Regions from separate parts of the Mus musculus genome. Here regions 1, 2 and 4 are each linked to region 3. Evidence: chromatin loops called from intact Hi-C (ENCODE). Cell type or tissue: left cerebral cortex. All regions are shown on one strand.

Region 1 (2,500 bases), 200 kb after region 3:
TTCAGTTAAGCCATCATTGGTGAATGGAAATGATAGTATCTTGGGCTCCACAGGAATATTTTTCCCTTATACAGCCAACTATATCTCCTCTTAAAGTGCCATCCACAAAAGTATTAGCAAGCATGGACCTAAATAACGTATAAATTCAAGGTACCAGTGGGATGTTTATTATTTAATGCCTTCGCTGTGACTACTCTTAACATATTACTATGTCACCAGAAGTGGCAGGCTTCTGGCTATGAAAGAAAAATTTAAAAATAGCACCCTGGTAAATTTGAAAGACCTCTAAAACGAAGTGGAGGAGAAACTGATGTCAATGCACATCGCACAAGACATAGTAACAAGATTACAGGCAAGATACATTCATTGGATTCGTCCCAAGAACATGTGTAACTTGTCCTCATATAAAGACACTTTATTGTAAACCCATGTAAACTGTGAGTGCAGACTGTAATAACTAGGTGCTTTTCTGCTAAGCAATGCATGCTGATGATTACAACTAAGAGGTGGGCACCTAAAATTCCCAAGGTGACTAGAAGGGTACTACTTTCTTTAACGTTTATTTTTGTTATTGCCTATATTTTAAGAAACAGCTTGTAAGCCGATTAGAAAAGTCCATTGGGTCTTTATAAAGATGTGACTACTCGTGAAAAGAATAGTAGAATCCACATATAATTCCGCTTTTCAAGAAGTGTAGGGCTGTTTGCTCTTTAGCAGAAGAAAACGTGATTTTTAAGTTACCCATTCAGTATTTTAACCAAACAAGTTCCTTTTGGTCTTTCCCATTATATATGTGGAAACTGTCCTTGGCAAAAGTACAGAGGTACGTGGCCGCTGCTACGTGCGTTTGAGAACCTTCTCTGTGACACTGGTCACGAGATAGACGTGCGTGTTCTTAAACGCAGAAATGCCCTTGGTGGTTCATTTCCGATTCTTACACCGGTGTCACGCCCGGTCATTAACTCAGGTTCTGCTTCCAGGCCCTTCCTCAAGTACCATTCCGGGGGCGTGATTCACCGAAGGGCAGGTCGGGGGCAAGAGAGCAGGAGGTCACTGCAGGAAACTAACCGCCCGACCGGACTGCGCTGGCCCAGGCCTCGCCTGGGGCGCCGAGAGGCCGCCCCACCTTCCCGCCTTCCTCCTCCCGACCCCCGCCGCCCCGCAGTCCCGCGCCGCCAGTCTCTGCGCCGGAACTGTGTCCCCGCCGACCGGGTCCTCTGAGGACTGAGGAAGGCCATGACCCTCACCTAGCCCGGGACTCCGCAGGGTGTAAAACGGCTTCCCTGGTCTCCCGGGCGACCGCGCTGCACGTTGGCCTGACGTCAAGGCGCGGTGACGTCACAGCCCCCGCCGACGCGGAAGCGGAGCTTCTTTTGCATCATTTGTCCCAAAAGCGAGCTAGGCGGAAGCTGGAGCGGGTGGCGGGGGTCGAAGGAGAGGGCGGATTTACGCGCGGTTCTGTGACGGACGGGGATGGGGCTCTGGAACCCGCGGGGACGACGGGCAGCCGAGGCTGATGAAGAGGCGGGAAGTGGGTGGCCATGTGCCTCATCTGCAGGGGCAATCATTGTTGTCGAACGGAAGGAAAAGAAGCTTTTAAGTGGAATTGACTGGGGAAGGCTTGCTTAGAATTTCATTCTGGTCCAAAGAAGTCAAGATGACGGGTTTAGTTCATGAAGTATTACTGAGACGTGCTACTGCACACTCAAGTAATGGAAGGCCTCTTGTTTTTACACACTGACGACTTCCCTTTATTCATACTTTATTCATAAAACAAATACTGATGACCTACTACGCAACAAGCAAGCAGGATGAGATGATGCTTGGTGACTAACACAGGCCACTGGTATGATTAGTGTCTTCGTAGTCTGCTCCTTTTCCAGGAGCATCTGAGGTCCAAAGTTCTGATCCTCCAGTAACTAAAGAAAACACGGTTTCCTAGCAGAAAAGAACAATAATTGCTGTTAAAGAATAGTTTGCATGAATAGAAAGAAAAGGCATTGGAGAGAGGAAGGTGAACAGGTGATTTGAAATAGTGCCAGATCTATTGGAGCTGCTGGTTGATCACTAGTATGAAAATAACCGCATGAAAATAGTGAATACTCCCCTAAGTCATGAAAGATATAGATTATGCAGAAACTAACAACAGTTACTTACTATTGAGTAACTAGTATTATGTACTGTATATCATTGAATATATACAAGAGGGCTAGAAACAGAGGGCTTCTGACAGCATCACCACGAACACTACACAAAATGTCTCGGTAACTAACATCACTAGATATTAGGAATTTTATACCAAAAGTATTGTTATAGGGCACATAACTACAGTTTGGACAATAATTACCGAGCACTTGTATCTAAAAAGGAAGGCAATCCTCTGAAAATGGGATGAAATCCCATGGAAATGCTATAATTCACTTTCATCTATGCCTCTTCGTTACACATCACCTTGAGTCCATTTTCCTTACCACTGTAAATGCCCTCTCAATCCTAAATC
Region 2 (2,500 bases), 470 kb after region 3:
CAGAAGCAGCTTTGTCCACCTCCTCCTTGAGCTGCGCAAAGTTCAGCCTGATGTTTTCATGGAGGATAACCAAAGCCTCTCTGTCGGGGAACCTCTGCGCTGTGGCGTCAAGGCACTCGCCCACAGTTGTGTTCACAAGATGGGAGTCGGTGTGGCCCTGAATGTAGCTGAGGCCTCCAATGGGCAAGGGGTTGGTGCAGTTCACCATTCCAGAACTGAGAGCGCGGACACTCTGCAACTTCGAGTTCGGCCGAGGGCGAGTGAGCAGCGTCCGGGGGCCCCGCGCCCCCAGGCTCGCGATACACAGCCTCCCGAAGCGCAGCATCCCGTGATAGACAGCCATGGCTCGCTTCCGCCGCGGGTCTGGGCCAGGAGTAAAACTCCACAAGAGTTTTTTTATTTTCCAATTCTAAAGACTGTAATGAGAGAGTCTTTTAGAGGCTAAGAGGCTTTGTTGATTAAAATGATGTAATAGTAATAATAATAATAATAATAATAATAATAATAATAATAATAAATTAAACCATGCAGATGGCTCAGAGGGTAAAGACACAAACGTGACAATTTGGTTCAATCTCTGGGACCCAGAAAGTAAAAGTAGACAACTAACTTCCTCAAGTTGTGTTCTGACAACGTTGTGGCACGGCCCTCCAACCAATCAATCAATCAACTAATCATCAATCAACCAATGAGCCAATTGTTCAATCAATGTAATAAATTTAAAAAGAAATATAAAGTGCACATGTGGAATGAAATACCAATAACGTTAGTTAGTTCGTTAGCTAGCTGGTTAGTTAGTTAAAACAGTACTGCTTGTATGGTTGCTCATTTCGATTATCCAAGCCTGTCTCTGGAGACTGAGGCAGGCGAGTTAGAGAGCAGCTCTAAACTACACACTAAACTACAAATCCCTTCATTCTTTGTGGCATTGAGGCGCCACGTACCCTGAAGGATGCGGAAGTCTTGTTCGCATGCCCAATCGTACCTCGACGCTTGTGAAACGACGGCAAGATGGCCAATCCCGAAGCAGCGTACCCTGCGGAGTCCCGCCTCCGCGTTGCGCTGACGGGTCGCGGGCGGATACGCGGCCTTCTGAACCTTCCCTGCCTCCCTGCTCCCGGCCTCCAGTCTTCAGCTCGGCCATGGCTCCCAAAGGCGGCTCCAAGCAGCAGTCCGAGGAGGACCTGCTCCTTCAGGATTTCAGCCGCAACCTGTCGGCCAAATCGTCGGCGCTGTTCTTCGGGAACGCGTTCATCGTGTCTGCCATCCCCATCTGTGAGCTTCGGGCGGGCGGCGGTGGCGGCGGGGACGTGGCGGGCGCGGCGGGGAGGCCTAGTGTCCGGAGCAGCGTCCTCGGGAAGTCACTCGCGGCGTGCTTCTGAGCCGGGCGCGGGTTCTGGCCCGGAATCTCTTTTTGGTACACTGCCCTTCTCCTCACCACTGTTGGACACTAGGATGTCTTTAATGAACCGGGCGGGGGAGCCACTGATAAACCTTCACTGAATTAGCAGCGTGACCCGTGGCAAACCTCCCCTTACTCCCGAGCATCCTTTGGACGTGCAGAATGCCAAGTTAGGCCTTGCCCGAGGTCCGCGATCAGCCTTGTTTAGGATTTCAATAACTCCTAGAGAGCAGCTCGAGCCTTCTCGATTGAATGAGAAACTGCCCACTTGAAGGCCAAAACTGTCTCCAAGTCCAGGTTTTCCGAGTTTCCTGTCTCCTGACCCGCACTGCCGCAGTGCTGCAGGCCAATCATGTCCAAAAAAAGTTCTTTGTTATTTTGGCCTTGTAAAAAGCTCAGCTTGCAGTGAATGTGGTGTGGAGCCCCCTGGGTTCACTGGCCCGACAAAGCATTGTTTGGATTTCAGTGAGCAGCCACGTCAGCAAGTTAACCAAAGTTTTGGGACAGCGGTTGATTTAAAATGGCCCGTGTTTTAACTTCCTAGTATTCCATGAGTGAAATTGTTATTATTTGTAATCCCCACTCCCAGTTTGTTCTCAAGTTAGAAGATGAAATTTCTAGACTAGCAATATCCCCACAGCCTACCTTTCTGTACTGGGAAAGCCCTGAACTGGGACAAACCCAGTTTATTGTCTATCTCACCTCTAGTGAAGTTTTTCGGATACTGGGTGGGATTTACTGACTCTCATTTACCTGGCTTAGCTGTAGTCTGGCATGTGCAATGGGGCAGTGATGTTGTGTGTCCCTTGCTTTTGTCTTATCTCAGGGTTGTATTGGAGAATATGGCATATGGATCTCATCCAGTCTGCTGTGCTCTACAGTGTGATGACCTTAGTAAGCACTTACTTAGTAGCCTTCGCGTACAAGAATGTAAAATTTGTTCTGAAGCACAAGTAAGTACCCTAAACCCAACCCCAGTCTGCATATTTTATGTTAGGGGGTCTTAAACATGATTTATAAGCATTAGTTTGAAATGTGTATGTAGTTAATCGTGAACCATATGACACTTCTGTGGAAATAGGTTTTGAGGGTGGAGTT
Region 3 (2,500 bases):
TCACTATCAAGCTAGCACTGACTCCACCCTCTCTGCATTAATTCTTGTCATGAGCCAGAAGCCTCGAATATCAATCTTGTTTTTCTTCTTCCAGCATTTCCGATACCAATAATAACACCATTACCCTTAAGTATGAGTCTGTATACCCGACACAGAGTGCTTTGGGGTCATTGAAATGCTCATCCGTCCTTTCTAGGTCTTTCATATCTGGGAATCAGCAATGCAGAAAATGGGATTCAAGAAGAAAACAAAAACCAAAGTGAGGCTTGAAATGAGCGAAGCAGTGCGGAGGGCTGGCACGAGCCGACTGCCACCAGAGCAGGGAGAGCATGCAGGTCGGCTAAGGGAGCGCACCGCGAAACTGGCCAGCCCCTTAGCAACATCCGCATAGCTGACACAGAACACTCTGACTTGGGGAGGGATGAAAATACCGGGTGACATCAGAGGCTCCGAGCACAGCCAGGGCATTCTAGAGGTGTGTGGTGTCAGGACGGCCTGTGCTGGCCTCATTTATCTACCTGAGTCATTTGAACAAAGCACTCGCTGGCTTAGCTTTGTTGTGACTAGAATTTGGAACCAATCCCCTGGCTCTGCCCCCATGGGTTTTGCTACTGCAGCGCAGCGTGGGTATGTAGGAACACAGACCGAATCCTGTGGCAATCAAGGATAGACTGTTCCTTCTCTGGGCCACAGGCTTCCCTAGGAAGGAGCCTTGGCCAAGTGTTTGTGTGTCTCCAGAACCAAGTGTCTGGCAACCAGCAGGTTTCTCGTGAATAAATGACAAATCCCAGAGACACATTCTGGGAAACGCAGGGCTTTTGTGGTGGCAGCATGCTCAACAGCACAGCACTGTGCTGTGGGACTCTTTAGTTTGTGGGACTCTAAGAATAATTTTCACGTCCTGGGAAAAGTGTCTGGCGCTGATTGCACATGCGAAAGTGTCGTGACGTGGGGATTAGGGTTGTCACAGGCAGACTGAAGGCCTTAGAAAAAGCACACCAAAATGGAGGTATTCATTCTAGGGAGGCTGCAGAATACTCAATGAGCTGGCGTTCTTCTCCTCCGAGTGAAGAAGAGGCCATGCTTGAAAACGGGGCTGTAGAAGGAAGGTCTCAAGAAGCCTTACTTCAGATTCCGTTCAGACACCCTCAGCGAACTCCCACATATTCCTCACCTTTCCACTAGGGGGCAGACAGAGGACGGAGAACATCCCAGGCAGGAGGCCGGTCCCTCACAAGGCAATCAGCCTCACACCAACACACTAGGCTGTTTGTGCTATGCAAAAGGCGAGGCTAAGCCTCTCTCTTCCGGCCTGTCACAGTCTCATTGATACTGCATGGTTTGCCTGTGACATCAGACACCGAAAAGTATGACAACCAAACTGTACGGTTCAAGGTGAATGTCAATAAATAGAATAAAAGGGGAGGAGGGGGGGAAGGAAGAAAAAAAAAGAAAGATCCCTGATGTTTTTCTTACCACACATGGTTTGGGGGGATCCTTCATTATCCAGAGTATTCATGATGTATCTGAATTCAGTGACTTCTCACAATGAGAAGATAACTGGAAAACTGCATACGACCTCTCTCTTGACCTCTTTCTATTTACAACAGCAACGTGGTTTCTATCCAAGTCACTGTTTCCTTCTGAGAGCCCATTCCACAGGCCTCTGTGTATCAACACACAGAAGGAAATATTCCAAGGGATATATTTTTTTTAATAACTCCCACATGCCTTAAAAAGTCATTTCCTCCTAAGACATTCAGGGCAATCGGGGCCCCTTAATTGGCTTAATTTTTATTCTTAATCCTCAAGGGTCGAGGAAAAAACAACACGACTATCTTCCTGTTCCTATTACCCTTTCATAAACTGTTGAGCACACAGGCTTGCCTCTAAAAGAAACCACAGTGAGCCTAAAGGAATAAGCATTTGTCAGGCCAGACCCCAGACTGGAAGATCACTGCAGGTGTGAGTCACTCATGGGAACTCTGAGGGTCTGAAAGCCACTCTCCCACTTGCAGAGGTGAGGGCGGCGTTGGCTTAGAACTGGCTCCGTGTTTGCTAGCATTAATAGAAATGTCTGTCAAAACAACGTTTTGTGACTTTTAATGAATTGCATCTTTAATTGTGCTGAGAAAAAAGTAAGCAAATGACGTGAGTGAGCTTACTTACAAGGGAAGGGTCAGCCTGTGTCTAGAACGTGGGTTTCCTGTGGAACGAGAATTCTTGTGCAAATCACTTCAAGCCATCCCTGATTTTTTTTTTTTTTTGAATGCTCTCCCTGATTTCACGCTGATAGCATCACAGCTCAGAAGATCCTATGAAGACAGCCTGACATCAAGCTGCTTTCTTGGTTGGCAAAATGATCTTAAGAATTACCTAAAAATGTGCTGTTTCTAAATGATTTGTTCATCTAAAGTCATTTGATTTTCAATTAAAATAAAATAAACAGGCTTGGCTATATTTGGACACAGATGTTGCTGTGGCTTCCAGATTCCTTTGT
Region 4 (2,500 bases), 480 kb after region 3:
GCCTGTGAGGCCAAAGCACACACTGTTCAGCTGTATGGCTTTGGCCCTGGGTGGCCGGGAGGTCAGCTTGACCCTGCCATGTTGGTTTGATGTGCGAAGTCACTGGGATCATTGTGTCTATGACCAGGCTTTCGCACCACAGGCAGAATATTAAGTGAGAGAGTATTTCTACTGTGATTATTGACACATGAGAGACCAAAAGAATTTTTGTGAACGTAACCCTGGAATTCTTTGGGCTCTCCAAAGAATTTACAGTGGTTTAAAATGGTTGTCAGCATTTTTCCATGAGGACTTTAATAAACTTAGCCCCGTTTGCTCAAGGTTCCTTTTAATTGTGAAGTGCTGATCACATACATTTTTGGGGGGGTCTAGCAAAGAGTAGCCTCATGTTGTGTGGTCATAACCCCCACCCCCCCATGTCTTTTCCCCACTCATTATGTACAGATTCTGATTTTGTATGCAATGACTTCACAGTTTGCAAAGTGCAGCACTATGATCACTGATTTCATATTCCTATTTGCCGTTCACCACACCCAAGAACTTTCTGTAAAGGGAAATATTACTAATATCTAGTTTCTGCTTGTAAACTTAAGAGGAACATATGACTCTATTTTTAACTTTAAAGATATTTACAAGGAGTAGAGCTGTTTCTGTGCTGGTAGATGTTTCTGTGGTCTGTGCTACTTAGGGAACTCAAGAGGAGTGCACTTGTATAGTCATGTTACTCCTTACTGTCTGCCTGGAGAATCATTTTATCTCCAAGTGTTCAGTTCTTTTCAGTGATACATTGTTACCTGAGTGTCATTTCCAGGTAATGTGGAATGAATGGGGAAATGAGAAGGGATTCAAAGCAAAGTACATTTCAGTAACACATATGAGGTAGGCTGTTTTGTTGTTTTATTTTAATCAGTATTTGGCTGGTAAAATGATAATTTGATAAACCATCATGTTACCAAAGCTAAACCAAACTCCTTCTAAGTGACTGCTGTGAACTTGCCACTAGGTGGCGGTGCCTGTGTAGCTGGGGAGAAAGTCACCACCTTTATCTTTATCTGACAGTATGGTCAGAAGCTCAAGAAATCGGGATGTCAGCCTCAAATTTTTAATTTTAAGTAGTAACCAAAAGTTTGTTGGGAGAGTGATTATGCAGTTTTCTTCTGTCTTGACTGTTTCCTGCGACTGTCTTTGTTTTTAACTCTGAACATGTTCTCTAACTCTGTGCTACCACATTTCTGTGTGTGAAGTCATGCAGCCAGTGTATCAGCCCTTTGTACTTAGAAGTGTGGCCCCTCCTCTCTAGCCTCTTCTCCACCATTGAACATTGCACATAGGATTACGAAGTGTTCAGTAAGACAGTGAAATCTGTGGCAGGCAGAGTTTGTACCATAAAAAGACCCCATACATCACACCAGTAAAATAGGACATTCAGAGTGCTCACATTCTTTCCTTTCTCATATGTGTGATAGGTAGACTCTTAGTGTTAAGAATTTTTATTTCACGATTTACTCATTTATAACTTAATAGAAGTCTTGGATTAAATATACAACTTGTACTGTTTGATATATTGTTTTAATTTGGAAAGGATAATTTGAAGTTAACTGAAATGATGGAAGTGGAATTTATACTCTGCATTTTAAAAAAAGTCTTGTTATTAATAAGTATGATTAAACTTTGTTTTTAAAAATGTGTTTTGTTTTTCTGTAATTCTTTATGTGAACCATAAGAGTATTTATTACACACTTTATATTAGACCTCTTTCCTACACGTGTAAGTGCCCTGTTGAAGTCTCTGGCCAGATGTCTGAGACAGTGACAGGCGTAGCACAGTTACAGGAAGGAACAGTCCGTCCCTGCCCTAGTGTGCTGCTGTGTGCCTGCTGGGCCTTCCTACCAGGCATTATGTTAGGAAGGATTTGTATGAATGTACACGTGTGCATGTATGAAGAATACCAGCATATCGTTTATTTCCCACCTATTTTGAAGTCTTAGGGTAGTTAATAGGAGATTGGGCGGGTCTTTCATTTTATTTAATTTTAATTTTATATTATTGTGCGGGTAGATACTCGGACACATGCACAATAGCTGAGGTAGAGAAAATTGGGGTAGCAGGGCAAGTGTGTCATCATGTATACATGAAGATCAGAGACTATTTCGTGGAGTAGGTTGTCTCTAAAAACAACAACAACAACAACAACAACAAAAAAACCCTCATATAATTGAGTGTAAAAACAGCCCTATAAAGAAAAAAGTCTTTAAAGAGCTGTGGGCTAGCATACAGGGACTATGGGTTGTAATGAACTAGCAGTTTGGGTCAGTTTCTTTATCTGTCCTGACCTGAGTTCCTTGTTATGCAAGTAGTGGCTTTGCCACTTAGGTTCCTTGAAGCAGTGCTGTTGCTGTGTGCTTGAATGATATTTGGCAGTCTATGATGTTTCTATCAGTTCCTGAAGTAGGAATCCAGGCCCAGAGTTTGTAGTTTGTATTTGTCTTGCTTGAGACCA

What was found. Hi-C counts contacts between places; a loop is a spot of excess contacts. Peaks named below come from ENCODE experiments on the same cell type or tissue, not always from the same donor. Only the 100,000 strongest peaks of a DNase experiment are listed, where the experiment ranks them.
Region 1: it touches region 3 in a loop (5-fold over the local background); 14 of 42 quality-filtered maps call a loop at or near these places.
Region 2: it touches region 3 in a loop (5-fold over the local background); 17 of 42 quality-filtered maps call a loop at or near these places.
Region 4: it touches region 3 in a loop (2.7-fold over the local background); 18 of 42 quality-filtered maps call a loop at or near these places.

What each region holds. Positions count from the first base shown.
Region 1 is chr3:65,665,059-65,667,558 of GRCm38, reverse strand. Lekr1 (leucine, glutamate and lysine rich 1) reads right to left here and starts at 1,331. Exons shown (of 13, transcript NM_001166659.1): 1 at 1,248-1,331. In left cerebral cortex, no CTCF peak of the experiment used is centred here; DNase peaks (open chromatin) are centred at 916 and 1,360; H3K4me3 peaks cover 1,541 bases; H3K27ac peaks cover 1,490 bases.
Region 2 is chr3:65,391,180-65,393,679 of GRCm38, reverse strand. Ssr3 (signal sequence receptor, gamma) reads left to right here and starts at 1,127. Exons shown (of 5, transcript NM_026155.3): 1 at 1,127-1,275; 2 at 2,229-2,355. The coding sequence starts at 1,143. It also overlaps the pseudogene Gm5540. In left cerebral cortex, CTCF peaks have their summits at 1,406 and 1,734; a DNase peak (open chromatin) is centred at 1,021; H3K4me3 peaks cover 1,316 bases; H3K27ac peaks cover 777 bases.
Region 3 is chr3:65,862,189-65,864,688 of GRCm38, reverse strand. No RefSeq gene overlaps it. Among named protein-coding and RNA genes, the nearest start is that of Gm35039, 65 kb to the left of the region's middle. In left cerebral cortex, a CTCF peak has its summit at 1,182 (motif pointing right); DNase peaks (open chromatin) are centred at 732 and 1,181; H3K4me3 peaks cover 522 bases; H3K27ac peaks cover 470 bases.
Region 4 is chr3:65,378,843-65,381,342 of GRCm38, reverse strand. It overlaps Ssr3 (signal sequence receptor, gamma), which reads left to right. Exons shown (of 5, transcript NM_026155.3): 5 at 1-1,686. Among named protein-coding and RNA genes, the nearest start is that of Ssr3, 12 kb to the left of the region's middle. In left cerebral cortex, a CTCF peak has its summit at 987 (motif pointing right); a DNase peak (open chromatin) is centred at 1,012.